Regions from separate parts of the Homo sapiens genome. Here region 2 is linked to region 1. The links are chromatin loops, found by intact Hi-C in ENCODE. Cell type or tissue: gastrocnemius medialis. All regions are shown on one strand. Links, peaks and the distances in the headings refer to the core of each region. The heading gives the core; the rest is flanking DNA. Region 1 overlaps RBFOX1 (RNA binding fox-1 homolog 1). Region 2 overlaps RBFOX1 (RNA binding fox-1 homolog 1).

Region 1 (2,820 bases), core at 135-2,634:
CCCACAGGTCAGGAGCTCACTGTAGGATCAACCCAACCATTCTTTGCTTTCTAAAAAGCTATCTAAAAAGAAGCTGTCAGTTGCCATTTGTTGACTATCAAAACAGAACAAAACAAAATGCATAAAACAGAGTGTTTCCCTGATCCTATCATCACATTTCTTATCTTTTGGATATTGACAATGTTTATTTCAAAATACAGATTTGTGCAGATTATGTAATTACTCACACAATCACTCACTTTGTTTCCAGACAAAAGTGGGTAATGGAAAATTTCCTACAGCATCTGAGGCCCTTCATAATATTCCTCACTTTACCCTGTCCAAATTCATCCTCCGATACAAATTTTCCGTTTTTCTACAGATCACTCTTTTCTTCAAACCACACTGGCAAATTATCTTTGCCAAATACCTCTGTGAATCCACTTTTCCATTTAAACTTGCCTGCTATGCAGAAATACCCTTCCTTCCTCTCTTCCTTTCTTCCTTTTAGATCAATCTTGTTGGCCTAAGTCAAATGTTCCATGACAGCTTCTGCAAAGTTGTCCCTGCCACCCAAGACAGAACTAAGTGCACCATCACCTTTGTCCGAAAGTCATTTCAGCATTGTGTTTGGTTCAGAGACTGCCCACACCATATCATGACTCTTTTAATAGTGATCACACTTTTGAGAAGGCAGATTGGCTCAAATAAGGAAGTATGCCATTTCTTCTTGCTCACCCAATGACTAAAATGTCCACTAGCAAATGAAGTTTTCCCAAATCCTTCCAGAAATGACTGACTGAAAAAGTGTGAGGAAGGTGGAGGGGCTGCCAGGGGCCCCCAGACCACTGAGAGCTACCTATGTTTCCAAGGTCATCACAAGTGACCTGAGGGCATCACAACAGTAGGAAAAGCCTGCGTTTCAAAGTTGGAGAGGCTGGGTTTGGATCTGGGGGATCTGGGCTCTGTCGCCCTTTTATGTTTCTGATTAAGGACGATATACTCATCCTTGAGCCCTACTCCCATCAGGGCTAAGATGGTACAAAACACCTGTACCCTCTCATAAATGCATTACAGCAGTGAAATGACATGCTGAAGGTGGGTGTTCCTGGTGCTTGGAAGGCATCCAGAAAGTGCTAGTTAATTTTAATTCATTCTTCAGAATGTTTTCAATGCACCCATTCAAAATTGTTTTTTCATCTCTCTGCTCATCATGGCAGCTCTGTCTGTCTTCAGTGCCCCACCAACACCCCATACAGATGTTGCTGTTCGAGCTTCCATTCTATTATCCCCCCAGTAAAACTGCTTATATATACATCCCATCCTTCCACAAGCAGTCATATGCCAGGTCTTCCCAGCACTACCTCCTGCTCCAATCCCAGCACTCGTGATCTATGGGGCTGAGATTCTGAAACATCAGCAGTGATTTGCCCTGGGATGGTAAAGGCCTAGCTGGCATTATCACACAGGTGTGCTTCCATTCTATCCCCTCCACCACCTCCTCAATCCCTGTGTTTGCCTGCCATTCACCCAGGACTGGGCACAGAGTAGTTGCTCAATAAGTATTTGAGAATGATCTGTTACCTGTGGGATGAGACAGAGGCGCAGGGAGTCCAAGTGACTTGTCCAAGGTTAAACAACAGAATGTGTGCCTGGTCAGTTACCAAGAGTCAGGTTTCCCTACATGCCTGTAATACCTGCTGAGTCATCAAGAATGATGACACTAGGGTATCAGCTTGAACCAGAACTGAGAAATGACACTCACTGCCAGACATGCACTCAAACTCCATCCAGCGTAGGTGAGAAGAGAACATGGAAAAGCATTACCTAGCATGGACCGCAAGAAAAATTCCCTGAGATGCTACATAATATTTAGAATACCAAGGACTAACAAATGAATTCCCAGTGAAGGAGAGGATGGCTACAAAAGGGTTGTCAATGTGACACCCAAGTCACAACCGCATCAAATTATCAAGATGGGAATATAGGAAAAGCTTCCATAGACTGTGGACAGGATACACCAGACCATCAACCAACCTCTCTCCAGATTACAACCACCCCCATTGGAAATCTCAGTGGAGGACTAATCTAGCAAAAAAAGACACCCGGAGAAGAGAAGTCACATCTCCCCACTTAGAGACTGCTTTCAGTTAGTGTATGCAAATGAGCCGTTCCATGGGAAGTTCTTATGAGAATGACAAGTATGTACTAAGCATATGTTATTCTTGTGGCATTACATTCTCTCACCTCCTGGCAACTTCTTACCATGCCTGGCTCCCTTGTTGCAAGCACCATAGTATAGTAGTTAAGAGCTCACATTAAACCACATAGACCACATTAAAAGCCCAGTTCCTACCAGTTATCAGCTGTGTGTTCCCGTGCACATCACTTAACCTCTCTGTGCCTCAGATTTATTATCTGCGAAATAAGAATATCACGAGTAGCCATAACACATGGAGTGGTCCAGAGATTTAAATAAGTACAGTATACTGCAGTGTTTAGCTCAGAGGCTCATAGCAAACACTCAGTAAATGGCTGTTGATAGTTGTCATAGTGACAACAGAATTAGCAGCTGGTTGGAGGATCAAGCCAGGGATATCAAAACTCTTCCTCCCTTCAACCGCTAATTGCTCAAATGAAAGCGTGCTAACAAATGCAACTTGTGAAGTGCCTTCTTGTTGAAGAGCTTACCTCCTTCTTCTATGTCCCAAACAAAAAACTAAGACCCAGGAATTAACAAAGGATAGGTATATGGCTTCTGTAAATGGAAAATGCAATTTTTGAAACCAAAACAGTAAAAAGGATATCAAGTTCAATTTATGGTTTTTAGGGATGATGAAG
Region 2 (2,820 bases), core at 285-2,784, 120 kb before region 1:
ATTACGGTCCCGAGCACAAAATGTATAGAAAAGTGAGCCCGCCCAAGTTAACTTACCTATTGCCTCAACCTGCCAGGTTGAAATACTTGGATTTCACTGCTCCGAAATTTCCAAAACTATCTCAATCAAAATAAATTACTATTTGCATTCAATGCAAGAAAGAACCATCCGTTCAAGACATCCCTTGCAGAATTTGCACAGAATAAGTACATAGCAAAAGCTCATAGAACTGAATTCAATATTATATGATTATATCAGGTCCCATCCAAAAAGCCTCCATAGAAATCCGATGTCCCTCACCCAGACTGCACAACCTCATCCCCCAGAAAGCTGGATGTTTTCTGAGTACGATTCTTCTCCCTCCAGAGCCTTAACCCTCAGCCTGCCCTACCTGGCATGCCAGTCTCCTCCTTGTCACTCAGGGACTCCCAGCTGCCTCTGAGTTTACCACTCAGAAGCGAAGCCCAGGTCTTATCTAATCAGAACAGTGATTGAAGGAGGCAGCCACTTCTATGTTTCATGTGCAGAGGCCTCTTCCTGGGCTGGCCTTTTAGTTACCAACCTACGCTGTGGATGCATGCCCTGAAACTCACCATTCTCCTACCCTCTCACTGCTGATGCTGGGCCCGTCGCATGCCATCCACCCCACCAGACCCCTGAATCCTCCTGCTGTCATTGAGCCTCTTCAATGTCTACTGGGGTCACTGGTTCCTCCTCCTCAACACCCACTCAGCAACCTGAAGACCTAACCATTAGCATCCATGCCTGGCGCCCAGTAGGTGATTAATAGATGCCAACACCCTTCTTTTCACTTTAAATCAGGCGGAAAAGTGAAAAAGGGGAGAGGTCTGGAAAGGAGCCTGGAATCCCAGATGTCACATTAACGCTCTTTTCCTCCTTAAGACACTCACGCAGCATCCCTGGGCCATAGTATCTTCATCTGTAACCTAAGTGGGAGTCGGGGGCCGTTATCTTCAAATCCTTACGAGTTAACATTCACAGTGGTATAGAATTTATCATCCACAGTCCCTCCTTTTTGAACTTGCTTTCTGTAAGTTTCTCCTTTTTTTTTTTTTTTTTTTTTTGAGACAGAGTCTTGCTCTGTCGCCAGGCTGGAGTGCAATGGCGCGATTGCGGCTCACTGCAACCTCCGACTCCCTGGTTCAGGCAATTCTCCTGCCTCAGCCTCCCAAGTAGCTGGGATTACAGGCGTATGTCACCATGCCCAGCTAATTTTTGTATTTTTATTACAGATGGGGTTTCACCACATTGGCCAGGATGATCTCGATCCCCTGACCTTGTGATCCACCCACCTCCATCTCCCGAAGTGCTGGAATTACAGGCATGAGCCACCGCATTCGGCCAAGTCTCTCCTTTTATTTATACTTTAGATTGAGTTCCTTCTTTTCTTTCTATGATGACAGGCTCTGAAATCCACACCCAGAAAAGCTGCCACAAGGCTCTCCTCCTGAATACTGGCCCGGAGTGCCCTTCTCCCTCCCTGATGTTTCGCCATCCTTCTACTGCAGTCAGAGAGACAACTCTCCACTTCTCACTGCTCTCATATGTTTCATAGTGTCCCTTCACAAATGTCTTCAAGCCCCTCGCATTTGAGACTCCTCTTAGACCTCATGGGAAGAACACTTTACCCTGTGAAGGTGTTCTCTTTATGTCACAGAAGCAGTGTTTTCTGCAGGATGGGTGAAAAAAACAAAAACAAAAACAAAACAAAACAACCCCCCCCCCCCACACACACACACACATACATGTTTCTTTTTCTCCAGCTAAAATTATCCAACTGACAAATTATCACCAAGACCTACTATGTAACAGCCATGGTTTCAGGCACTGGGGATGTGCAGGCTTGAATTGAGTAGAGATTTCAAGTCTAACGAGGTTAAAGAGATGGTCCTAAACAAGTAAACAAACAATGCAAAATTACAAAACAGGGCAATATGATAGATCATGACTCAGAGCTACTGCATGTTGGCAAGGGGCGCGTTAGTGAAACCTGGATGATAACTAAGCAGGGCTCACTCCTGCCAAACCTCTTCAAGTTTTCTATTCATTCTGAATTCATCCATCTATTTTCACTGCCATTCTCCCCCACTGACTACTTTCACTTGGCATGGTGGGTTGAAGAGTGTCCCCCTGCCAAAAAAGATGTCCACCTAGGACTTTGTAATGAGACATTATTTTAAAAATGTCCACCTAGAACTTTAGAATATGACCTTATTTGAAAAATGTCAGGCTGGGCATGGTGGCTCACGCCTGTAATCCCAGCACTTTGGGAGGCTAGGGCAGGTGGATCACCTGAAGTCGGGAGTTCGAGACCAGCCTGACCAACATGGAGAAACCCCGTCTCTACTAAAAATACAAAGTTAGCCGGGCATGCTGGTGCATGCCTGTAATCCCAGCTACTCCGGAGACTGACGCAGAAAAATCGTTTGAACCCGGGAGGTGGAGGTTGTGGTGAGCCGATATCGCGCCATTGCACTCCAGCCTGGGCAACAAGAGCAAAACTCCATCTCAAAAAAAAAAAAAAAAAAACAGGGGAAAGAAAAATGTCTACCAAGAACACTGGAATATGACCTTATTTGTTGCAGATGTATTTAGTTAAGATGAGATTATACCGGATTAAAGTGGGCCCTAAATCCAATGGCTGGTGCCCTTACAAGAAGATTAGGTGAAGACAGACAAACATAGAAGGAAAATGTATGTGTGACAATGCAGGCAGAGATTGGAGTAATGCAGCCACAAGCTAAGGATCACCCAGGATTGCTGGGGAGCCACCAGGAGCCAGGAGAGAAACAAAGAACA

The links. A loop is a pair of places that touch in the nucleus more often than their neighbours do. Peaks named below come from ENCODE experiments on the same cell type or tissue, not always from the same donor. Only the 100,000 strongest peaks of a DNase experiment are listed, where the experiment ranks them.
Region 2: it touches region 1 in a loop (4-fold over the local background); 1 of 110 quality-filtered maps calls a loop at or near these places.

Annotation. Positions count from the first base shown.
Region 1 is chr16:7,324,862-7,327,681 of GRCh38, reverse strand. All of the region lies in intron 4 of RBFOX1 (RNA binding fox-1 homolog 1), which reads right to left. Among named protein-coding and RNA genes, the nearest start is that of LINC02152, 970 kb to the left of the region's middle. In gastrocnemius medialis, for the core only: no CTCF peak of the experiment used is centred there; a DNase peak (open chromatin) is centred at 1,601; H3K27ac peaks cover 2,305 bases.
Region 2 is chr16:7,448,658-7,451,477 of GRCh38, reverse strand. All of the region lies in intron 4 of RBFOX1 (RNA binding fox-1 homolog 1), which reads right to left. Among named protein-coding and RNA genes, the nearest start is that of LINC02152, 850 kb to the left of the region's middle. In gastrocnemius medialis, for the core only: no CTCF peak of the experiment used is centred there; DNase peaks (open chromatin) are centred at 1,467 and 1,987; H3K27ac peaks cover 2,500 bases.